5 separate regions of the Homo sapiens genome follow, and regions 1, 3, 4 and 5 are each linked to region 2. Evidence: read pairs that join two places in POLR2A ChIA-PET (ENCODE). Cell type or tissue: MCF 10A. All regions are shown on one strand. Region 1 overlaps LINC01588 (long intergenic non-protein coding RNA 1588). Region 2 holds the start of LOC105378179 (a long non-coding RNA gene). Region 3 overlaps LOC100506446 (a long non-coding RNA gene). Region 4 holds the start of LINC01588 (long intergenic non-protein coding RNA 1588). Region 5 overlaps LINC01599 (long intergenic non-protein coding RNA 1599).

Region 1 (5,000 bases), 130 kb before region 2:
TCAGATGGGCTCGTTAGACAGTGCTTTAATTTAATATTGAAAGAACTTTTTGCTTCCCCTCCTCCAAGTTTTAATAATTCTTAACAGAGGGAAACAGCAACAAAATTTTTGCTGTAGTGGGTATTAAAGAAGGGAAAACAATCATGAATGCCGGAGTCAAAATGCCCAAGGAGCGGAGGCACCAGCGTTCTCCACCTGGTTTGGCGGCGCACCAGCAGTGTGACCTGGAATCTGATCTCTCTGGAGCTCAGTGTCCTCACCTATAATATGGGGTATTGAACTACACACTTGGCAGGACTTTGCCCTAAAGCTAATTTTCAAAATAAAAAAAAAAAAGCCACTTCCCTTTTCCCACATTAACCCTGAGAGAGAAAGAGGAAGCGGGAAGCCCGCACATGGAAGCAATTTATTGCAGACGTTCCTGGGCTGGGAGAGGAGCCTTCTGACTGCTGCAGAGACCATCACCCGGTCCTGCACCTTTACCGGAGGTGCGGAGAACTGCTCGGCCCGCACCGGGCTCGGGGGTGTTCACGGGCTGCGCTGCCTCCCCTGCGCGCAGGACAGGAGTCGCCAGAGGCCGGTGGTGGATTTCCTCCCCGCATCTCAGCTCTCCGTCCAAAGTCAAATTGCTCTTTTCTCCGCCCACGCGGGCGTGGCAGCTGATATCCGGCCGCTGGGCGTCCCCGCGCCCCCGGGGGCCCCGCCCTGCAGCTATCTCCGCGGCCCACCCGGCGGCGCCTCCCTGCAGGGCTGCTCCCCAGCCCAAACCGCCGCGGCGCGACGTGGAGCCAGCCCCGCAAAGCTGCATCCACCCCCCGAGGACCAGCCCCTCGAAGGCAAGGCCAGGACCTCCCCGGGCGGCTGCAGCCGTGAGCCACCCCTGTTTTGTGAAACACACACTCTGCCATTTCAGGCCGCACTTGCCCGTTGCCATGGGCGTTTTCTATGTTGACACAAGCAGGGACACGGAATCCCTTGACTTTGAGTTGCAGATCGTGGGTGTTGGCGTCTCCGCTGCTTTACCAGGAAGGATGGAAGGGGCTTCAGCCTCCATTCTCACTTTCCTTCTCAAGGAGTTGGCTAAGCATCAGGAGTTTTCTCTTAGGCTTCTCTCAGGTCCCCTTTCCCTGAGAGGTGAAAAGTTTTTCAGAAAGGTGAGCAGCTTTCTCTTTATTCCCAGGGACCACTTCACACACCCCTTTTTCGCCTCCAGAGTAGATGGAACCGTGGAACGAGGGAATCCTGCCCTCTGGTTGTGTCTGTCATCTCCTACTGGGACCAGAGCCACAAAAGCCACAAAAGACCCAACTCTCTCCAGCGTGCAGGCATCCCAACTAGAGGAAGCAAGGAGGCAGAGACCAAGAGGACATCAAGAGGCGTTTGAACCCGCAGAGAGGGCCTGGGAGCACAATGCTGAGCGTAGGTCCAACCACTGCTTCTCAATGGGGTGGGAGAGCGGCGTGGGGAGAGTTGTGGGCATTTAGGGCAGGACAGTGCCCCCCACCCCACTTGGGACGGGGCCGCATTGCATCATCACTGTAACAGCACTAGCTGCCCCTGCCCCCACAACCCCTATGTATGAAATGCAAGTAGCACCTCCCCATCTTTGTGACAACCCAAAATGCCACCTCCTGTGCCCAAGCACTCTCTAGTGAGGTGTTTCCTTAGGTTAAAAACCACTGTTAGATCATTTCCTAAAATATATCTCAAAAGACCTCAATTAGTTCCTTCATATATAAGTAGGTGTTATATGAAAAGAGTAGCATGCTGATATCAGTATCATGCTGGGTTTGGGAGATGGTGGGTTAAAAAGTGGAACAGGATTTACTTACAGGACTTCTCAGAACCTTTAATATATATAAATATATGTTTTGAATCACCAAGAGAGAGATGGACTATGCAGATCCCCAAATTTAATTGGCCCTGGAATTCTTTCTTTGTGGGACCCTTTTGGGTGGAACCCACCTTAGATACCTCTGAACTACATTTTGTCGTCCAGGGCACTCTCTGGGGACTTCTGTGTCCTTCCCAGTGTGAAGTGCAGGAGTGAGCAGTCAAAAGGCCCTTATGTTTTTACTGAATTGAAACACCTAGAATGTGTGAAGATACCAGGAAGGAGGCCAGAGCTTCAGGAAACCGCTGCAAAGATGATCTCACAAAGAAACCATTGTGGCAGGGCTCCTGGAGCACTCAAGTTGATGTGACGTGTCCTACTCCTGAGAGCACGCAACCCTGCTGGCTCCTTGGGCTTGCATGGCTCAGGGAAAGGAAAATAGCCCGGGTGTTTGGAAGAGAAGTATGTGTGGATGGAATTATTCAAATGCTGATGGATGGATTGGGTCTCCTCTCCTGCTGGCCCGGCAGCCTCTCCGTGGAAGGCTTTGCCCAGGAGATGGGTCACAACAGCTCTGGTGAGATGCTGGAAACATAAGCCCAGGCAGATAGAATGGCAGTGAGTCACAGTAAACCGACAACCGTCAGGTGCTCAGGAGGGAAGCTGAAGCCAGGGGACTCGCTGTGCTGAGCTAAGCGAGGAGCAGGACTCTCCTGTTGTGCAAAACACAAAGAGCAGAGTGTTCAAGTCCAAGGATCAGGTTCCTCCAAATGGAAGCCCAAGCTGTGCACGCTGAGCTCCAGGGCTGGCGATACAATCACCTGCCTCTGCCCATGCAGGAAGGTACCACCCAAACATACCCATTTCTCCCGGGGCATGGGCAGGGGCCAGGGGAGACAGGGCCCTACCACTTCCCATGTAAAACTGGGTGAGCAGCCCAGCGCCCGTCAGAGCCGAAGCACCTCACCTGCACCCCCGCCCCCGCCCCCGCCCCCGCCCCGCCCCGCCCAGCCTTGTAATCTGGGCTCTGCTCGCCATGTGCTCTGTGCTAGTGAAACTGCCCTCAGAGCAGAAATAAACTGTTGGCTCTCAAGTTTTTCCAGACTAACCGGACTGGCCAATGCCTGAGGCTCTGTGTTCAAGATAAAAGTGCCTAAGAAAGAAAAGTGCAGGTAGGCAGTCCCCACTTCTGCAGGGCTGGTGGGCTCTGGGGATCCTGTCTCAGCCTGCTGAACAGCCCAGAGTGGCTTTAAAAAAAAAAAAAAAGCCTGAACAACCTTTTTTTGCACATGGGTCACAGTCAAGCTTCTTAAACTTGGATGACAGTAAACCTATGACTAACTGGATAATTAAAGCCACAAGTCTGGAGGCCTGGGCAGGGCTCTGCTCTGGAATCTCCGGTGGCCTGTTCCATAGGCCAGCGTCCCTTGTCCTTCCCATAGCAGAAATGCTTTCGTGAGTTGGAAACCCTCTGTGGTGACCTCTACATCTTCTCAAGGTCAGTTATCCACTTGTCCATGGCTTCGTGCCCCCATCCCACATCCCTGTCCACTGCATGGAAGGAGGAAATCTAACCCACCCGCCACAGTGCAGCCCACACTCCCCACACTGCCCCGACAGGAACATGACAGAAGGTTTCCAACTAAAACCAAAGTTACTCAGCAAAGCTTCCTGCCAGGCAGCCGTGCTGGAGGGCGCAGCGTGCCTCTGTCTGCTCTTTCTGTTCTATGAAACTTCTCTGCTGCAAGCACTTGAGAGCCTCTTGGCTTCCTGGGGAGAGTGGACTGAACTTCAAAGCAGACACAGCTGCAGCTAAGAAGCCCCTGGGTTGCCTCAAAGACTCTGTCTCCTCCCAGTCTGAAGCTTCTGGTGAATGTTTCTCCCTCATTCCTGAAACAACAGATAGAGCTGTTGAAGTTTACAACGTCCCCCAAGGCATTTCTGTGTTTCTGCCTTTAATCTAGGGCCCAAGTGACCACCCACAAGAATGCCCCGAACACTCACTGCCTCAGGATGCGTCCTGCAATTTACATTCCCGTGGTGCCTCTGCCTTCACCCCACGCTGGTGCCCCCGCCTCCACTCCAGCCGTCTCTCTGGCCACCCCTGCCCCCTCGCTTCTCTCCATCATGCCAAAAAGTGCCCTCGTCCTCTGACGGTGGAAGAGGGGATTCAGTTAGGAGTCGGGATGGCCTATGTGATTTTTGTACACTATTCCAGAATAGGTGTGTGGTTGCTTTAAAAATCAAAAGAAATGTGTCTTCCAAATCTTTGAAGCCCTTTGATTTCAGGAAGCTGTGGACCGTGTTTAGCCTGTGGCTCTGTGTGCCCCTTGGCTGCTGCTGCTGCTTACTCCTGAGGGTGAAGTTGCTAACATAAGAAACGAGTAATTTGGATTTGCGCTTCTTGGTAAAAACCCCTTTCCATTAACCTGTAAAACTCTAGAGGGCAGGGGATCTCTCACATTGAATCTGGTGGTCTTGTGAGAATGCCTGGAAAATAGTAGGCATTCTCCAATGATTGTTGTTGGATTAGTGTCATTGCTTAAAGAAAAAAAAAATCAAAGAAAGTCACTCTCTTAGCTCAGGATGGTGTATTTGCAAGTGTTTAGGCCAAACATGTGTTGAGAAATTGCACATATACTGTGTACAACTCATGTCATCAGGAACTTATGTTACCAAACCTCTTGTTTCACCCACTATCTTATCATCTGTATTGAGCAGACTAAGACCTAGCAAACCAGATGAGCCTTCAGGAGATCTGCAGACTGATAAGGGCATTTGAGATAAAGAAATCCCACAGAGTTCTAAAACCAAAATGAAAAGTATAGAGATGATTGTCCTGTGAAATGGCCCCAAGCCTCAGACCCATTACCATCTACCTCTGGCCTCACTTGGGGGCTACTGTAGATGCTCAGCACAGAACCTCTTAGCTGTGGTTGTGACTTCCTGGCTGGCCAGGCCTGTAAGAGGCGGAGGAAGAAGTGCTGTGGCGAGCTCTGTGACTCAGAGGAAAGCAGCCAGGACATGACGTCCTGCACGACTGCCTGGGGTGGCTGCAGGGAGGTGGCCTAGGGACAGATGAAGCTGCAGTGGGGACCACCTCCCCTGCAGAAGCAGTTTTCTTGTCCCTCCTCATCCAAACACACTCCAACTTAAAAAATCATTA
Region 2 (5,000 bases):
GTGTGAATTCCTTTGGTCATAAAATATACATATAGGCCGGGCGCGGTGGCTCACACGTGTAATCCCAGCACTTTGAAAGGCCTAGGCGGATGGATCACCTGAGGTTGGGAGTTCGAGACTAGCCTGACCAACATGGAGAAACCCTGTCTCTACTAAAAATACAAAAAAAAAAAAAAAAATTAGCTGGGTGTGGTGGTACATGCCTGTAATCCCACCTACTTAGGAGGCTGAGGCAGAAGAATCACTTGAACCCAGGAGGTGGAGGTTGAGTTGAGCCAAGATCACACCACTGCACTCCAGCCTGGGCAAAAAGAGTGAAACTCTATCTCAAAAAAGAAATGTATCATACACATAAACTGCCTGGTCACGGTGCCTCACGCCTGTAATCCCAGCACTTTGGGAGGCCGAGGCAGGCGGTTCACTTCAGGTTAGGAGTTTGAGACCAGCCTGGCCAACATAGCGAAACCCCGTCTCTACTGACAAAAAAAAAAAAAAAAATTAGCCAGGCGTAGTGGTGCACGTCTGTAATCCCAGCTACTCGGGAGGCTGAGGCAGGAGAATCGCTTGAACCCAGGAGGCAGAGATTGCAGTGAGCCGAGATCGTGCCACGGCACTCCAGCCTGGGCAACAGAGTGAGACTCCATCTCAGGAAAAAAAAAATCATACACATAAACCATAGTGTAACAGAATATATTTTTAATTATTAACAATGTGAATTGTGATGACATACTGTATGTGTAATGTATCCCCTAGCAAGTACCTATGGTGCTATTTGTTCAACCACCACATCATAAACTCTCAACAAAGTAATATTTAAAAACTGTCTAAACCACACCCATGAAAGCTTAAAATTTCCCCCTCTAAAATAAAAGAAGTGAAAGTAGACTGTCATATGAACCTCAAAAGGCCATTTACAGCCTCAATGTTCCTCCATTTGTTCATAAGGGGAGGAGGTCTAGGGGAAGATATTACTCTATGTGGAGGTGGTGAGGAGAGTAATATCTTCCCCTAGACCTAGGGAAACCCTAGGATTTTTATACTAATCATGGCTGGGGCCAGAGGACATGCAAAATTAGACATTAACCCAGTCATTCTTCTACTCAGAAATTATGTCCTCTCTTCCAGGTCCAAGATGAATAGACATAAACCTATATATGATTAAACTGTTTGCATCATGTCAAGCAAATTGTTTCATTTTTTACACTTTTATTCTCAAAACTATTATTTTTCCCCCATATTAACTAATAGTTGACACACTGGGACACCTAGCACATAGCAGATCTCAATACTTATTTGTTGAATGAGTAAATGAATGGTTTAGGCAAATAATGTTATCCTGATCCTCTTACCTTAGTCAGTGAAAGCTGTATGCAATTTAAAGTATTTGTTTTCCTACCACAATCTAGGCACGTTCAAATATATATGTATATATATATACACACACACACACACACACACATATATATATATATATATATATATATATATATATACACACACATATATATTTGTTTTTGAGACAGAGTTTCGCTCTTATTGCCCAGGCTGGAGTGCAATGGCGCGACCGCGGCTCACTGCAACCTCTGTCTCCCGGGTAGCTGCGATTACAGGCGCCCGCCACCACGCCCGGTTAATTTTTTGTATTTTTAGTAGAGACAGGGTTTCACCATGTTGGCCAGGCTGGTCTCGAACTCCTCACCTCAGGTGATCCACCCACCTCCGCCTCCCAAAGTGCTGGCATTACAAGCGTGAGCCACCCAACCGGCCGGCCAGTTCAAATGTGTTAACCTCAGCGTATAATCAGCTTGGAGAATAGAAAGTCAAAGAAAGGCAAATCAATTTGCCAATTATTCTGAATGGTGACATTAGCCTAAATCTACAGAGTCCCCAAACAAAAGAAGCACTCTTCAAAGTTAGCTAATGAAAATGAAGCATTTTAAATATTTTCAAAATGAATAAATTAAATACAACATAAAGCTTTTACCACATTGGTGTGAACAGATAGAATCAATAGTTGGATAAAGTGTGTTAAATATCAGGATATTAATGTATGGAGTTTTGGTTTGGGGACATGATTTATTACACGTCAGATCAGAATCAACGTAATAAATAGTCGTGTTGTAATGGAGTTCTACTAAGATCTAAAATGTCAAAACATTTCGGCAGAACTGTCATATGGAAATCAAAGCATATTCAAATGGGAGAAAATAGACCCCGCAAGTTTATTTATAGGCCTAGCAGTGTAACATTGGATAAGTAACTTCAACTGTTCACTCTTAGGATTTATTCTGATATTTAAAAGCCTGTCACAAGAAATGTGTTTCTGGATCGATTAAATATTGTGTATCAACCATATTAAAGGCTCTTCCTACACGCAGGGTGTTGTCGAGAAGAAAACGTGTTTTCTGTCAAACTGTAATTCCGGTTAATCCACCGCTCGTTTATTAAATGTAACTGAATCAGGGACAACCCACGGGGTATGTCCTGAAATGCACATAACAACCCGTCGCAATGAAAATCCTGCCAGCAGCAGTAGATGACTCCGCTGCAGCGAGCTGCGAATAGGCATTGTGTCAAGGGTGGGGAAACTCCGGGCGCCGTGGGAGGACGTAGCTCAGGGTTGAACCGCCACACCCAGGTGACCGAGCTCACGCTGGGTAATTTGTCGGCCAGGCACTCTGGCAGCCTGCCTCTTCACCGCGCCCCGCCGGCGGCCCCGCCTCCCTCCCCTCCCAGTTGCTGGCTGCCCCACCTCTTCCACACCCCAACTGCGGCCCCGCCTCCCGCCCGCCCACTTGCTGGTGGCCCCGCCTCTCCCACGCCCCGCCTCTCCCACGCCCCGCCTCTCCCACACCCCGCCGACAGTCCCGCCTCTCCCCGACGCTTCCGCCGGCGGCCCAGTCCCTTGCCCTGGGACCCCAGCCTGTAGTGTTTGGAGACCCCGGCTCCTCTTCTATTTCTCTTGATCTGGGGTCCGGCTGGCGATAGTGTCCGCGGTGCGCCCCTTTCTCTTGGTCGTTTATGACCTCCACGTCGTCTTTTCTTCAGGTGCGTTGGGCCCCCTCCTCGGGTGTTCTCTCACGGCCCAGCAATCAGGGCCTGTGCGGCTCAAGTTCAGCCTCAGCTTTGTCTGGTACCCCTTCCCTGGTGAGAGCTGAGAACTCAAGGACCAGACTCAACCTGCCCACAAGCTTTCTTCCCTTACCAGGGCAGAAAGCCTTTTCGTATGACTCCATGCTCTTTAACGTCTCCAAAGGACTAATTTACAAACTTTTGAGCTCTATGGCATGGAGTTTTTTGTAGACAGATTGAGACATCCCATTTCAGATGAGGTTATTATCTACTCCAATGTTCAGTGCCACAAAATTAACTTTCATACAGGTTACTTTTTTTTTTTTTTTTTTTGAGACGGAGTCTTGCCCAGACTGGAATGCAGTTGCACGTCTCGGCTTACTGCAACCTCCTCTTCCCGGGTTCAAGCGATTCTCCTGCCTTAGCCTCCTGAATAACTGGGACTACAGGCGCGCGCCACCAGGCCAGGCTAATTTTTGTATTTTTAGTAGAGATGGGGTTTCACCATGTTGGCCAGGCTGGCCTCGAACTCCTGCCCTCAAGTGATCCGCCTGCCGGGGCCTTACAAAGTGCTAGGATTACAGGCGTGAGCCACTGCGCGCGGCCGTATAGAGGTTACATTTTGAACAAGCAAAGCCCCATATAGCCAGACACGGCCTTGTTTTTTGCACTGTTAAAAAAGCAAACGGCTGGCCGGGCGCGGTGGCTCACGCCTGTAATCCCAGCACTTTGGGAGGCCGAGGCGGGCGGAACACGAGGTCAGGAGATCGAGACCATCCTGGCTAACACGGTGAAACCCCGTCTCTACTGAAAAAACAAACAAAAAAGCTGGGCGTGGTGGCGGGCTCCTGTAGTCCCAGCTAGCTACTCGAGAGGCTGAGGCAGGAGAATGGCGTGAACCCGGGAGCCGAAGCTTGCAGTGAGCTGGGATCGCGTCACTGCACTACAGCTTTGGCGACAGAGCGAGACTCCGTCTCAAAAAAAAAAAAAAAAAAAAAAAAAGCAAACGGCTGATTCGAGGTTGTGCATAACTGACTTAGCACTGGATACTATGCCGATCACTAATTCATAAAACAATAAAGGTGAAATATATAGAATAGTAAAGTGATTAGTGTGACTGATAGTGGTTCAATTTAAATAGTCATAAATTATGATGCACCAAATCAAAAGATTATAGGGCCACCTGGCCGGGAGCAGTGGCTCACACCTGTAATCCCGGCACTTTGGGAGGCGGGCAGATCACCTGAGGCCAGGAGTTCGAGACCAGCCTGGCCAACATGGTGAAACCCCCATCTCTACTAAAAATACAAAAATTAGCTGGGTGTGGTGAAGCCTGCCTGTAGTCCCAGCTACTCAGGAGGCTAAAGCAGGAGAATCATTTGAACTGGGAAGGTGGTGGTTGCAGTGAGCTGAGACGCGCTACTGCACTCCACCCTGGGAGACAGAGCAAGACTCTGTCTCAAATAATAATAATAATAAAAGATTATACTGCCACCAAAAACATAGTAACATGTGGGAAAGAAAAGCAAGACACAGATGTTTTATTTACAACATAATTATAATAAAAATAGGTATGCATGGCCGGGCGTGGTGGCTCATGCCTGTAAGCCCAGCACTTTGGGAGGCTGAGGCGGGTGGATCACCTAAGATCAGGAGTTCGAGACCAGCCTGGCTAACATGGTGAAACCCCGTTTCTACTAAAAATACAAAAAATTAGCTGGGCATGGTGGCACGTGCCTGTAATCCCAGCTGCTCTGGAGGCTGAGGCAGGAGAATCACTTGAACCCAGGAGGCGGAGGTTGCAATGAGCTGAGATCACACCATTGCACTCTGGCTTGGGCAAGCGGAGCGAAACTTCGTCTCAAAAAATAAATAAATAACAAAAATAAAAATAGGTATGCATATAAATACAGATTGTAGAAGAATAC
Region 3 (5,000 bases), 82 kb before region 2:
AAGGTAAAGTTGAAATTAAGTTGATTTAAATACATGAAGAAACTCACCATCTCTTGCCACCTAGGTTTGTGGCTTGGGCTTCATACCTACAAACATTGACTATTTGGAGTCCATACTCAGTGGAATTTCTCTCTACATCAAATTAGTTGGGTCCACTTGGGAAACATGCTGGAAACCCTAGACTCTAGATTGGTCTTAAAATCTCTAAGTACAGCTCCTTTCACATAGAGGGACATACCATGCTTGCTGCCAGACCATTCTAAGTAGACTCCAACTAGCAACACTGGAAACATCTCTTTAGATTTGAGGATAGGAACATCAGATGGCCCAATATAATTCTTGGTTGCAAGCAACAGAAACCAGCCCTGACTAATTTGATTTAAGCTGGAATGTATTAGAAGGATACTGAATAGTTCACAAGATGGATGGGAGGGCTAGAGAACAAGGATCAGGAAAATGGCTGGAAACCAAGAGAGAATGGGCACGGAGGAGCATGGCCCAGGTCATTCCACAGGACAGTCTGCCCCTGCCAGCACCTCACTGCTGCCCACAGATGACACTGCCACCACTAGCGTCCTCTGAACTATTTTTCACCCTCTGCTTCTTCCCTTGATATTCAAGGTCCAGAAAGGAGGCTCTGACTGGCTGAGCTTGAGTCCTGCACCATTCCCTGGAGGTCCCTGAATAGAGGGAGGGGGTTGGCCGTGAACACAATGTAGAATACTGTGTCACACCAAAACTGTGATTGGAAGAAGGGAAGCTGAACAAAAAATAAACACACTTAACAAATGTCCACCACATTCCCAACCACTTAAGGAGAAGAAAAAAGCGTTAAAGTCTTGAAAACTCCAGCTTTCAGTTAACTACCTTGTAAAGGTACTCACCTATTTCCCAGGATCAAGCCCTATAAAAGTTTTATGCAAGCTCATAATTTCACTCTCAAATGAATTTGTAACCCATGACCCTGATTCCTGCCCAGTACTTGGCCCTGCCCATTGGCCCTGGATTGCTTTCTCTGATTAGATTTCTATAGCAATTCCCCAGGCTCAGGGACCAAAAGACTTGCCAGGCACTTAAGTTTGAACAACCTTTTGCACTTCATCTCTCACTCTTACCTCCACCCTGAGGCACATGGGTGCTGTTGGCTCCCTGGTGAAGTTAAGAGGGAAGATAAACTTAAGGACCACAGATTTAGAAGGCTATTTTCATCTCCCCACTTATAGGCAGAACTACATTCTCAGAAAAACAGAAGTATGGCCTATTTTTTAAGCTCTTCAGAAGTGGGAAAATACTATTCTCGATACATCCAACAGAAAATAAGACACAAGCTGTGTTTGAAGATTCAGTAGAAAACAGAGAACACTTGATAAAAACAGGGGAAAAAAACATGTTCATAGACTGTCTCCAAATCTGCTCAAGTGTACAGGAGGAAGATACGTCCAAAGGATCATGACAATGGTGGGGACACATCACCCCACATCTGTGATTGCTCCTTGCTGCTTCTCCAGCTTTGGGTGATGAGTGTGGTGAACAGATACAGCCTGTGGCATAGGTCCAGGCAGGAAAGGGGTCTTCTCTTACATCTGGTAGCACTGGAGTAGGGGGAGCCTTGGGATCTGTGTCTCGCAAAAGCATCTCCTTTCTTCTGGAGGTTTTTCAGGATCCAGGAATGATAGAGGAGACAGATGCTCTGGAAAGGGAAATACTAGGTGAGATCTAAGGGCACATTCCAACCTGCCATTTGTGCAACAGGAAGTGACACAAAGTCTTAGAAAGTATTTATAAGCCATAAATGACCACTAAAAGCTGGTTAGCTAATTTTCTTTTAAAAGGAAAATGTTGGGGAATTTTAAGTAAAGGCAAAATCTTTCCAATGCTTCTTGTTTTAATTTTCCTTAACTTTTTCACTTAGCTTGATCTGTATTTAAGGGTCTCATGTTGTTAGTTCAGCCAAAGGAAGTGCAAAATCCTCCAGGCTGTACTACTGTTGGCCATCCCCAGCCTGTGTGTAACTGAACATGCCCATTAGCAGGATCTTGGGAGCCACAGTACCAGTGCCCTCAAAGTTGGCCAGTGGCCAGCAATAAACAGGTTCTGGCTGGTCATACCTGAGGTTTGGAAAGCTACTTTGTACCCAACCCTGAGGAGCGGTGTGGAGCCAGGACAAGAACAGGCAAGCTCCTGCAGAATTCTGTGCCCGTGTAGGGTGAGCCTGCTCCACATTATGCTCTGAAATGGGAAACCTGGGGCAAAGGTAAGACATCTCAAAGGAAAATAGAGCAAAATTTTAAATTCTGAGGGCTCCTCTGCACTGCAGAAGCCGACATCCCCTCCCATGTCCCCTCCCTCATGGCCAATCACTCTGCTAAGGTGTTTCTGCCTCATTTAGTGCAAGCATAATAAAATAGAAGAGGAAAGTGAAACTACACATATGTCTCTTTTTCCATCAGAGGTGAAGCTAAAGTATATAGCATTTATAAAGATTATATAAAATATAAATAGAGTATATAATATTTAAGTTCCTTACAACATTTTCCTGAATATGATTGACAATGGCTACAGAACTTGGAATGGGGATTTTGTGTGACTCACATTTCTTTCTTTCCGTTCCTTAACTGTCACACTCACTCCATAATAAAAGGCTTTCAGACATATTATTACATCAGGAACACTAACAGTTCTCAGGGGACCTCCCTACCCCAAGGAGTTCTCACTCTCTCTCCATAGAAGATACAACATTCTCAAAGAGTGAGTCAACTTATCAGGTTAGTTAAGGTATAAATTACTCAGCCATCAATCTTCACATCAATAAAACCTGCATAGGTTGGCATAGATTTACTATATTAGACCAAGAGACACATCTGAAGGCAAACTCTTAGCTGGTCAGAAATTCCCAGGGTGAGTTTTCCAAGCAGGACTGAGACCTTAGCATTTGCATGACTTTTGGTATAAGCTGTTGGCTCTTACACGTTATGTTTCTTGGGTTCAGAAGAAAGTGAAAAATGACTTAGATTCCAAAATGGAAATGTATCCCAACATTTTGGGAGGCCGAGGCCGGCGGATCACCTGAGGTCAAGATTCAAGACCAGCCTGGCCAACATGGTGAAACCCCGTCTCTACTAAAAAATACAAAAATTAGCTGGGCATGGTGGAGGGCGCCTGTAACCCCAGCTACTCAGGAGGCTGAAGCACGAAAATTGCTTGCACCCAGGAGGCAAGTTTGCAGTGAGCCGAGATCGTGCCACTGCACTCCAGCTTGGGTAACAGAGCAAGACTCTGTCTAAAAAAAAAAAAAAGAAATGTAATATATGGGGTCCACAAAAGCTAGGTGCATCATATATTTTAATTTCTAAAGATGCTCCCAAACTCCTTTCACACTCAGGCGGTGACCCAGCCTTTTGCTTCATTGAGAAAGAAGAGGGCATCAGGATAACTCTCTCACCATTTTTCTATCTCCCAACTTACATTTTTTCTTTTTCCATTATTTATTTATTTATTTATTTATTTTATGAGACAGAGTCTCATCACTCTTGAGTTCAGTGGCGCAATCTTGGCTCACTGCAGCTTCAACCTCCTGGGCTCAAGCGACCCTCCCATATCAGCTTCCCAGATAGCTGGGACTACAGGCATGTGCCACCACACCCAGCTAATTTTTTTTTTTTTTTTTTTTTGAGATGGAGTCTCGCTCTGTCGCCCAGGCTGGAGTGCAATGGCATGATCTCAGCTCACTGCAACCTCTGCCTCCCGAGTTCAAGCAATTCTCCTGCCTCCTGCCTCAGCCTCCCAAGTAACTGGGATTACAGGCACCTGCCACCCCGCACAGCTATTTGTTGTATTTTTAGTAGAGACAGGGTTTCACCATCTTGGTCAGGCTGGTCTCGAACTCCTGACCTCAGGTTGATCCACCTGCCTAGGCCTCCCAAAGTGCTGGGATTACAGGTGTGAGCCACCGTGCCCAGCCCAGCTTATATTTTCACTTGCATTCTTTGTTCCAGCTGAAGGAATGTGTACCCTCCTCCTAGACTCACCACTGCTCTCCTGATGCTATCCCCACATCCCTGAAACCTCAAGCCATCGATAGGCCCCACTCCCTTCTTTCTCTGTTCTTTCCCTTGTTACAAATCTCCCTCTTCCTTTTCTCCCTAAGAAACATGGTCAACACTCCATCATGAAAAACTGCTCAGTCTACTCACCTTCTCACTGACAATCTCCCTGAGCAGCTATTTGTGCCTCAACCCACTGGAGTGTGGCTTTCAGTTGCTCCACTCCACAGAATTGTTCTTTTTTTTTTTTGAGATGGAGTCTCACTGTGTCACCCAAGCTGGAGTGCAGTGACGTGATCTCAGCTCACTGAAACCTCCACCTCCCAGGTTCAAGCGATTCTCCTGCCTCAGCCTCCCGAGTAGCTAGGATTACAAGCGCCCATCACCATGCCCCACTAATTTTTGTATTTTTAATAAAGATGGTGTTTCACCATGTTGGCTAGGCTGGTCTCGAACTCCTGACTTCAAATGATCTGCCCGCCTCAGACTATCAAAGTGCTGGAATTACAGGCATGAGCCACCACACCCAGCCTCACAAAATTGCTTTTTGAGGCCAGTGACTGCTTGATGGCCAGACTCTTATCTCAACCTTGGCCTTGACTTCCAAAACAGCGCTCTTCCCCAAATCTCCTGTTTCTATGACCACTCACATCATCTTTCTCTACCCAGCCCTTAATATCAACCTTTTTCAACTTATGCTTCCTCCTTTGGATGTTACATCTATTCTCACAGTTTCACATATTACTTATAAGCTAGTAATTCCAAATATTTATCTCTAGCCCTGAACTGTCTTCTGAGTCCCGGACCATCTCCAAGTGCATTTTGGCCATATCCACCTGGGTGTCCCAGAGGGCCCCTAAATAAAGAAGTCTAAATCCAAACTCATCCACTGTCTTGTCTCATCTCTAACCCCTCACTCCCCATCCCTAGAAAATGTCTGCATTTTATCTACCTAAA
Region 4 (5,000 bases), 140 kb before region 2:
GTCCCAAGCCATTCTCTCAGCATTTATAACAGGAGGGTGTCTTTACTGATGTGTCTGGAATTAATTATTCTTTTCTTTTCCACAGTGGCCTTCATTGGCATCACCAGCACTGGAGCTATTCCAGTGAGGATTTTTGCTGCGGCACATCACGGAGTGGCATGAGAGGTCAGAGAACTCCTAGTATCCCCCAAATATCCATTCTGTTCTTCTTCCTTAGTGATGGGCCCCCGACATGAAACTGGCACTCAGAATGAAGAATGCCTTTTCCAGCCTCCCTCGCTGGTGGAGTCTCCGTGTTCCAGCCAATGAAGTAAGTGACATGGCATGTGCAGTGTGGGGAGAGAAGAGGGGAGGGAAAGGAGTCATGGAAGGTTTATGCCAAACGCCGAGGATGGGGAGAAAGCAGGATAAAGAGATCCTGGTTCATGACAACCTCAGGAAGACTAAGTCCAGACTTCATTCACCTGAGAAGGAAATACACTTCTATCTTTGTTTAGACCATTTGGAGGCAGAAAGTAGGGTCTTTAAAAGCTGAATCCAATTCTCACTGGCACCTAGGTAGGGCATGCAGTTGCCTGCCCCACTGAAGTCAACTTCAGCCTGAAGATTGGGAGACTTCCGAAAGTGGAAAACTTGGAGTAAGTGTGGGTCGGGATCCAGATGCCAGTCCCCATGGCCTCTGCTGAACAACTCTTGGAGTGGGGAAATTCAAACATGGAAGGGATCCCTGGGGAGAAAACCTCACTATTGTCCCAAAATTCTGCATGACTGGAGTGAGTCTCTCAGAGTCTCTTTTTCAAGGCCGTGTTGCTAAAAGCACAGTGGAGACAGATCACCTAGCTATGATGAAGGAAGGGGAATGGTTTTAATAAAGAGGGAAAAAGTGGAAGGCAGTGTTTTTTCTTTTTTCTTTTCTTTTTTACTTTTTTTTTCTGAGACAGAGTCTCGCTCTGTTGCCCACACTGGAGTGCAGTGGCATGATCTCAGCTTACTGCAAGCTCCACCTCCCAGGTTCCAGCCATTCTCCTGCCTCAGCCTCCCGAGTAGCTGGGACTATAGGTGGCCGCCACCACACCCGGCTAATTTTTTGTATTTTTAGTAGAGACGGAGTTTCACCGTGTTAGCCAGGATGGTCTCGATCTCCTGACCTCATGATTCGCCTGCCTCGGCCTCCCAAAATGCTGGGATTACAGGCATGAGCTACCATGCCCGGCGGAAATACTTTGCTTTTTAAAAATTTTATTTTATTTAAAAATTTTATTTTTAGGCTGGGTGTGGCGGCTCATGCTTGTAATCCCAGCACTTTGGGAGGCTGAGGCAGGCGGATCACCTGAGGTCAGGAGTTCGAGAACAGCCTGGCCAACGTAGTGAAACCCTGTCTCTACTAAAAATACAAAAAAATTAGCCGGGCGTGGTGGTGCATGCCTGTAATCCCAGCTACTCCGGAGGCTGAGGCAGGAGAATTGCTTGAACTCGAGAGGCGGAGATTTGCAGTGAGCCGAGAGCGTGCTATTGCACTCCAGCTTGGGTGACAAAGGTGAAACTCCGTCTCAAAAAAAAAAAAATTATTTTTAATTTACGTATTTTTAGAGATGGGGTCCAGCTATGTTGCCCAGGCTGGTCTCAAACTCCTGGCCTCAAGTGATCCTCCCTCCTCAGCCTCTCAAAGTGCTGGGATTACAGGCTGGAGCCACTGTGCTGGTCACACATTGCTTTTGATTGCTAGAAACCAGTTTATACTTCAGACTTGAGCCAGCTGGTGATCAGTTCTCTTTAAATTGCAAATGATATAAACTCCAATTCAAATGGACTTCAGCAAAAAAGATAATTCATCAGCACATATAACTGGAAGTTCAGGGGCTTCACATACTGCTGAATTCGGGTGCTTCGACCGGTCATCAGGACTCAGCTCTCAGAGTTGCCTTGTCTCTGTGGCTCTTCCTCTCCCGAGAGTGGCAAGATGGCTACCGGCATCCTTAGGGTCACACTGGAACAGGTTAGAAGTTCCTGTGGAAAGCTAGACACTTTCCCAATAGTTACAAATATTACATACATATATATACAAAGCGTCCTGGGACTGACTCATTTAACTGACACGTACCAGTCCCTGAAGGCCTTGTTGATTGGCCAGGCCTGGGTCAGTCCTGAATCTGGGTGGGGTCAGCCTCACCAGAACAGCACAGTGAGTTTGGGGGTAGGGGGACGGAATATGCAAAGAAAAGCCAGGACAACACTAAGCAGACAAAATAAAGGTTTTTTTTTCCCCCTATTACAACCAAGGCCACCTGGATTTCATAATTCCTGCCCAGGAGGCAAACCTGGCTCACTAATTTCAGTGTTCTTTATTAAAGACACACACAGCAGAGACAGAGGAAGAGAAACCAGAAGAGGGAGGTGAGGATGGAGCCTCTAAGGGCAAGAATGCATTCTTTTTTTTTTTTTTGAAATTTTGTTTTCGTTTGAGACAGGGTCTCACTCTGTCACCCAAGATAGAGTGCAGTGGCACAATCACAGCCCACTGCAGCCTCAACCTCCCTGGGTTCAGGCAATCCTCCCACTGCAGCAACCTCCCCAGTAGCTGGGACTACAGGTGCATCCTCATGCCTGGCTAATTTTTGTGGTTTTTTTTTTTTTTTTTTTTAGAGATGGCGTTTTGCCATGGTGCCCAGGCTGGTCTCAAACTCCCAGGCTCAAGTGACCCACCCACCTTGGCCTCCCTAAGTGCTGGGATTACAGGCATAATCATGGCACCCAACTGAGCGCTGCAAGGGTCTTTTCCAAGCTGAGTGCTGTAAGGGTCTGGGTTAGGCAAGGAAGACACTAAGGGTGTGGCCACTTGCTGTACAGTGGAGCAGGGGCCTTAGAACTACATAGAAGAATGCAAGCAAGCTCCCCCTTTCTCTGGAGAAACAGCATCTCTATTTTCCAAGCATACATGCTATACCAGCATCCTTGGAAAGATGATCAAATAAAAGACAGACAGTGTGTCTGCTTGCAAGATATACAGAAATGTGGCCAGGCACGGTGGCTCATGCCTGTAATCCCAGCACTTTGGGAGGCTGAGGCGGGCAGATCACGAGGTCAAGAGATTAAGACCATCCTGGCCAACATGGTGAAACCCCATCTCTACTAAAAATTAAAATATTAGCTGGGCGTGGTGGCATGCACCTGTAGTCCCAGCTACTCGGGAGGCTGAGGCAGGAGAATCGCTTGAACCCATGAGGCGGAGGTTGCAGTGAGCCGATCATGCCACTGCACTCCAGCCTGGTGACAGAGCGAAACTCCATCTCAAAAAAAAAAAAAAAGGAAATATATAGAAGAATGCCTTCTGAATAATCATTTCTTTTTTGAAATTGTGGCAAAATCTCCCTGGACTCAAGGGATGGGTGTAAAAAGCAGTTAGGCAGAGGATGAGGGCCTGTGCCTGAGGCGTCCAAGGGCAGCCCCAGCTCCCTGCAGATCCAGTGCAGCGGGATGTGCAGGTAGATCTCCCTCCCCAGGGCACAAAGCTGGGTGGGGAACAGCTGTCAGAACCAGCCACACCCCACCCCACCCTGCCCAGGCATCAGAAACCTCAGGGAAATGCCTAGATACTCCACCTCAAGGAAAACATTGAGGCCCTGTAGCCAGGAGTGCCCTGTTTGTGTCTAAAAGTTGCCCCAGCCCAAATTTACAGCTGGGAGGATCAGAAGGGCAATCTCTGTCTTCTCCCAAAAGGAAATCATACCCATAGTTACCACTGGGAGCAGGGTGGGCCGTTTACACTCCTCATCCTACCTCGCCATCACCTTAGGAAGCAGCCATTCTCCTTGTCTTTACTGTAGAGGAGGAAGCCTGGACAGCCTGCAGTTGAGGGGACCTGCACAAGCTCACAGGACTCTTCATCACCATGACACCACGCTCACCGCAAAATAAAAATGATCAAACCTGTCATGATGTCAGCAGCACCGGTGTTGGTCTTTGTGGGAAAGAAAAACACAGGCCAGGGCTGCAGCACGATTGTGTCTGCCCAGCTCTTGCAGCCTGGAGAACACCGTTGGATTCCCTCCCACACATGCTCCCAGGCTGCCTGCCTGCCTCACTTACCTGCTCAGGGTGGGGCTTGAGGGTGGCCCCTGGGAAGAGTAAGAACTGGCCAAGACTGAGATGTCCTTCCCTCATTTAAGGTACCGCCTTTTCCCTTTTCCCGCCATCCTGGGTGCATGGATACTTGGGATTAGAAACTGGACTGGAAATGTAATCTTTCTTCGGTTTGGGGCTGAGAACTGGGGATTAGTAGGATTTTGAGTTTATGGCACAGCCTTTTCTTACACCATTTCCTAAAAAGCAGTTAAGATTACACCAGGCACAGTGGCTTACGCCTATAATCTCAGCACTTTGGGAGGCTGAGGCAGGTGGATCAAGACCAGCTTAACCAACATGGTGAAACCCCATCTCTACTAAAAATACAAAAATTAGCTGGGCGTGGTGGCACGCATTTGTAGTCCCGGCTACTTGGGAGGCTGAGGCAGGAGAATTCCTTGAACCCGGGAGGCGGAGGTTGCGGTGAGCTGAGATTGCACCATTGCACTCCAGCAGCCTGGGCAACAGCAACGAAACTCCGTCTCAAAAAAAAAAAAAAATTACAGTCATCTCCCAGAAAAATCAAGAAGGAAGAACCTTGGAGGTTCAACCTATAGAAGATATGTTCTCATGGAATAAACCAAAAATAATTTTTATTTTCTAAAAAATCAAGAACAGAAGTCTCTCAACATTTAAGTTTTACAAACAAATAGAATCTGAGCCACTGGGTTAAACATGACAAACGACACACAGTAACAAATATTGAAGACATCATAATGCCAAAGCAACAGAAGCAGCACCAGAAATGTTGCTGAGGCCACCATTTAATTAACGCAAGTTGAACATATGGCTTTGGTTACATGTGGTTCCAGGCCAGAGGCATGGAAGTCAGTGTTTGTGGGAAAGCCAGGAGGAAAAGCTCCTCTCCCCACCTCCAC
Region 5 (5,000 bases), 210 kb before region 2:
AGCGGCCTGATGCAAGCCAAACACCCACAGGAGGGGAACTCCGCTCAGTCTCTCTCCTGAGAGAAACTCTGGAGGTGTCTGGCCTTTTGAGAGCAAGGAGGAGGTTTGGAATCAAGTGTGCAGAAGCTCTGCTTGTCCTGGACGCTCTTAAAGGCTCCAGGAGAACACTTTGGGTGCTGCTTTATATGAATAAAACCAGCATGGCTAAAAAAAACATATTCAAAAAGTAGAATCCAAGGATGATGGTGCACATCACTGCACATCTTGCACGTCAGGAAGAATCCCACGTTCCTGGACCCCCATCCCCGGTGTAGCTGACTTGGAAAGCTGAAGAAGACCACGAAGCTAGATTTATAGGATGTTACAGAGCCAGCAGGTACTTTAATAATCTAGGCTAGGGCCCAGTGCAGTGGCTCCTGCCTGTAATCCCAGCACTTTTAGGGGCCAAGGCGGGAGGATTGCTTGAGCCCAGGAATTCAAGACCAGCCTGGACAACATAGCGAGCCTCTGTCTCTACAAAAAGTAAAAAATTAGCAGGGCATGGTGGTGCAGGCCTGTAGTTACAGTACTCAGGAAGCTGAGGCAGGAGGATCGCTTGAGCTCAGGAGATCAAGTCTGCAGTGTGCACTCCAGCCTGGGCGACAGAGCGAGACCCTATCTCCAACAAACAAACACAAAAAATCCGGCCAGGTTCCTGTCTAACAAAGAAGAAGCAAGGCTCCCACTTAGGCCTTCAGTTTGACTTCTCTGGGCATCTGAAGAATTAGTAGCAACCTCACAGATTTACTGTGAAGATTAATTGCAATGACGTATATAAAGCCCTCGGCACTTTGCACTCAGTAAGTGGGAGCTGTTATTATTTCACGGGTTCTGTGTGCTTGAGTGCATGGTGGCAAGGTTGGGGTGGGCGGGGGGAGCTGTTTCAGCATAGTATAAGAAAGAGCTCAGCTTCCTGAGACAGGGTTCTTATATATTTAGAGTCTTTTTAATTGGAAAGGACAAAATAGGCCATTTAATTCAATCCCTTTGTTTTAGAGCTGATGAAGCTGAGCTCCAGACAAGTGAGGGCTTGCTCTGGATCACACGACGGCCTCCTGTTCGGGAATCCTGTATCATGCCTACACAGTAGGGAAACTGCTGTGCTTTTAGCCTAGAAACTCCGCTGCGAGTTATTTACGCAGCAGCAGATGGGAGTTCCTGCACACTAGACCAAGTGCTTGGTTGGATCTTTTCAGAGACCACCGGCGCCATCACGGTGGGCCCCCGAACTTTTGTAAATGAATGAAAATACTACATAGAATTACATACAAAGGCAAGTCTGGATTTGAAATTAATGACCGCGGGATTCAGAAATGATTTTGAGATAAAATGAATAGTTCAAGAAAATTTGCGTTGCAGTAGACAACACTGCTTAGGAAAACTCCTCCTCTGTAGAATTTCAGAGACAAAGATCATGACTGTTATTTTAATTCATAGCCTCAGGGTGTTTGGAGAGAGGAGGAAGAGTGAGAGTTCTGAAGCTCTTTTTTTTTTTTTCTTTTTGAGACAGAGTCTCGCTCTGTCACCCAGGCTGGAGTGCAGTGGTGTGATCTCAGCTCATTGCAAACTCTGCCTCCCAGGTTCAAGCGATTCTCCTGCCTCAGCCTCCTAAGTAGCTGGGACTACAGGTATATGCCACCATACCCAGCTAATTTTTGTATTTTTAGTGGAGACAGGGTTTCACCATGTTGGCCAGGATGGTCTTGATCTCCTGACCTCGTGATCTGCCTGCCTTGGCCTCCCAAAGTGCTGGGATTACAGGCTTGAGCCACAGCTGTGCGGAAATAGGACTGTTTTCTCTTTCTGAAATAGAATAGCTTTTAAATATATAGCAATGTCTAGCATTGGTCAAGCGTTTGGTATGTATTTTACTTATTTGTTTAATCTTCACAACAACCTTAGGAGATAGGTGCTAGAATTATCCCATTTACAGATAAGAACACTGAGACCAAAGAGTAGCTTATTCATGGTCAAATAGCTAGTAAACAGCAGCATTGGGACCAAATCTCTGATTCTGGCTTCAGAGCCATTCTCTACCCTTTTGAGAGAGTCCAGGTACCAAACCTATGAGACTAAGAACTATTAAACATTCCCTGTGCACGTGTGCATTTCATCACATTACTATGCCAAGGTTAAGTGTATGCAGCTGAATCCTCTTGGTGCTTAACACCCTAGTCTACCCCTACCATACTGTTGGTCTGGAAATTCTGCAGAAACATGGGTGGGATCTTTTATTTTCTAATCTCCAGTGCTCAGCCCTTACTTTATGGCTGCTGGAAGAAAAGCAGGAACTAGCACTGCTCTTTAGGCCATAAATGGCATAAGGAGCCAGCACCAGGCTTAGTATTAATAGGTTTTTTGTTGTTGTTGTTTGTTTTTGAGACAGAGTCTCACTCTTTTGCCCAGAGCTGGAGTGCAATGGAGCCATCTTGGCTCACTGCAACCTCTGCCTCCCGGGTTCAAGCAATTCTCCTGCCTTAGCCTCCCAAGTAGCTGGGATTACAAGGTAACTGCCACCATGCAGGGCTATTTTTTTTTTTTTTTTTTTGTATTTTTATTAGAGACAGGGTTTCGCCATGTTGGCCAGGCTGGGCTTGAACTCCTGACCTCAGGTGATCTGCCCGCCTCAGGTGATCCACCGCACCTGGCCTGGATGTATACAAATTTATCATATATTAAAGAATATTTTAGGCCAGGTGCAGTGGCTCACGCCTGTAATCCCAGCACTATGGGAGGCTGAGGCAGGCAGATCACCTGAGGTCAGGAGTTCAAGACCAGCCTGGCCAACATGGTGAAACCCTGTCTGTACTAAAAATATAAAAATTACCCGGGTGTGGTGGCAGGTGCCCATAATCCCAATTATTTGAGAGGCTGCAGCAGGAGAATTGCTTGAACCTGGGATGCAGAGGTTGCAGTTAGCAGAGATCACGCCACTGCACTCCAGCCTGGGTGACAGAGCAAGACTCCATCTCAAAAGAAAAAAAAAAGAATATTTCTATTGGGTCTCATCTTACAGATAATGCTGAAATAAATATTTACACACGTGTGTTTTTGTCTTGGACTGGTTTCGTTATTATTTATGAAAAAAAATCCTAGAATTGGAATCGTTAGGTCAAAGAATATTTGTATTCTAAATTTTAATTGATATTTGCATATGCCACAAAGAGGTTGCACCAATTTGCTCTCAGTGAGAAGGAATTTTCTTTTCTTTTTTTTTTTTTTATATTTTAATTTTACCTTAAGTTCTAGGGTACATGTGCACAACGTGCAGGCTTGTTACCTATGTATACGTGTGCCATGTTGGTGTACTGCACCCATTAACTCATCATTTACATTAGGTATATCTCCTAATGCTATCCCTCCCCCCTCCCCCAACCCCACAACAGGCCCCAGTGTGTGATGTTCCCCTTCCTGTGTCCATGTGTTCTCATTGTTCAGTTCCCACCTATGAGTGAGAACATGCGGTGTTTGGTTTTTTGTCCTTGGGATAGTTTGCTGAGAATGATGGTTTCCAGCTTCATCCATGTCCCTACAAAGGACATGAACTCATCATTTTTTATGGCTGCGTAGTATTCCATGGTGTATATGTGCCACATTTTCTTAATCCAGTCTATCATTGTTGGACATTTGGGTTGGTTCCAAGTCTTTGCTATTGTGAATAGTGCCACAGTAAACATACATGTGCATGGGTCTTTATAGCAGCATGATTTATAATACTTTGGGTATATACCCAGTAATGGGATGGCTGGGTCAAATGGTATTTCTAGTTCTAGATCCCTGAGGAATCACCACACTGTCTTCCACAATGGTTGAAATAGTTTGCAGTCCCACCAACAGTGTAAAAGTGCTCCTGTTTCTCCACATCCTCTCCAGCACCTGTTGTTTCCTGACTTTTTAATGATTGCCATTCTAACTGGTATGAGATGGTATCTCATTGTGGTTTTGATTTGCATTTCTCTGATGGCCAGTGATGATGAGCATTGTTTCATGTGTCTGTTGGCTGCATAAATGTCTTCTTTTGAGAAGTGTCTGTTCATATCCTTCGCCCACTTGTTGATGGGGTTGCTTGTTTTTTTCTTGTAAATTTGTTTGAGTTCTTTGTAGATTCTGGATATTAGCCCTTTGTCAGACGGGGAGATTGAAAAAATTTTCTCCCATTCTGTAGGTTGCCTGTTCACTGTGATGGTAGTTTCTTTTGCTGTGCAGAAGCTCTTTAGTTTAATTAGATCCCATTTGTCAATTTTGGCTTTTGTTGCCATTGCTTTTGGTGTCTTAGACATGAAGTCCTTGCCCATGCCTATGTCCTGAATGGTATTGCCTAGGTTTTCTTCTAGGGTTTTTATGTTTTTAGGTCTAACACTTAAGTCTTTAATCCATCTTGAATTAATTTTTGTATAAGGTGTAAGGAAGGGATCCAGTTTCAGCTTTCTACATATGGCAAGCCAGTTTTCCCAGCACCATTTGTTAAATAGGGAATCCTTTCCCCATTTCTTGTTTTTGTCAGGTTTGTCAAAGATCAGATAGTCATAGATGTGTGGTATTATTTCTGAGGGCTCTGTTCTGTTCCATTGGTCTGTATCTCTCTTTTGGTACCAGTACCATGCTGTTTTGGTTACTGTAGCCTTGCAGTATAGTTTGAAGTCAGGTAGCGTGATGCCTCCAGCTTTGTTCTTTTGGCTTAGGATTGACTTGGCAATGCGGGCTCTTTTTTGGTTCCATATGAACTTTAAAGTAGTTTTTTCCAATTCTATGAAGAAAGTCATTGGTAGCTTGATGGGGATGGCATTGAATCTATAAATTACCTTGGGGAGTATGGCCATTTTCACGATATTGATTCTTCCGATCCATGAGCATGGAATGTTCTTCCATTTGTTTGTATCCTCTTTTATTTCATTGAGCAGTGGTTTGTAGTTCTCCTTGAAGAGGTCCTTCACATCCCTTGTAAGTTGGATTCCTAGGTA

What was found. Peaks named below come from ENCODE experiments on the same cell type or tissue, not always from the same donor. Only the 100,000 strongest peaks of a DNase experiment are listed, where the experiment ranks them.
Region 1: POLR2A ChIA-PET joins it to region 2 with 13 read pairs; 28 of 35 experiments call an interaction of 5 or more read pairs at or near these places.
Region 3: POLR2A ChIA-PET joins it to region 2 with 11 read pairs; 19 of 35 experiments call an interaction of 5 or more read pairs at or near these places.
Region 4: POLR2A ChIA-PET joins it to region 2 with 19 read pairs; 28 of 35 experiments call an interaction of 5 or more read pairs at or near these places.
Region 5: POLR2A ChIA-PET joins it to region 2 with 13 read pairs; 19 of 35 experiments call an interaction of 5 or more read pairs at or near these places.

What each region holds. Positions count from the first base shown.
Region 1 is chr14:49,999,168-50,004,167 of GRCh38, reverse strand. The region is part of intron 1 of LINC01588 (long intergenic non-protein coding RNA 1588); the gene reads left to right. Among named protein-coding and RNA genes, the nearest start is that of LINC01588, 5.9 kb to the left of the region's middle. RefSeq lists silencers at 512-871, 557-1,070, 2,772-2,901 and enhancers at 2,132-2,341, 2,352-2,401, 3,382-3,431, 3,418-4,065. In MCF 10A, no CTCF peak of the experiment used is centred here; DNase peaks (open chromatin) are centred at 2,487, 2,907, 3,157, 4,817 and 3 weaker places.
Region 2 is chr14:49,866,034-49,871,033 of GRCh38, reverse strand. LOC105378179 (a long non-coding RNA gene) reads left to right here and starts at 2,864. Exons shown (of 3, transcript XR_943839.3): 1 at 2,864-3,048. RefSeq lists a silencer at 2,650-2,839. In MCF 10A, no CTCF peak of the experiment used is centred here; a DNase peak (open chromatin) is centred at 2,743.
Region 3 is chr14:49,948,160-49,953,159 of GRCh38, reverse strand. All of the region lies in intron 2 of LOC100506446 (a long non-coding RNA gene), which reads left to right. Among named protein-coding and RNA genes, the nearest start is that of MIR6076, 16 kb to the left of the region's middle. In MCF 10A, no CTCF peak of the experiment used is centred here; DNase peaks (open chromatin) are centred at 2,109 and 2,659.
Region 4 is chr14:50,006,244-50,011,243 of GRCh38, reverse strand. LINC01588 (long intergenic non-protein coding RNA 1588) reads left to right here and starts at 3,724. Exons shown (of 4, transcript NR_126498.1): 1 at 3,724-5,000. It overlaps LINC01599 (long intergenic non-protein coding RNA 1599), which reads left to right. Exons shown (of 9, transcript NR_131171.1): 7 at 218-310; 8 at 559-638; 9 at 3,825-3,931. RefSeq lists an enhancer at 1,386-1,886. In MCF 10A, a CTCF peak has its summit at 3,727; a DNase peak (open chromatin) is centred at 2,103.
Region 5 is chr14:50,078,259-50,083,258 of GRCh38, reverse strand. All of the region lies in intron 2 of LINC01599 (long intergenic non-protein coding RNA 1599), which reads left to right. Among named protein-coding and RNA genes, the nearest start is that of LINC01599, 24 kb to the left of the region's middle. RefSeq lists enhancers at 1-119, 250-299, 340-399. In MCF 10A, no CTCF peak of the experiment used is centred here; no DNase peak of the experiment used is centred here.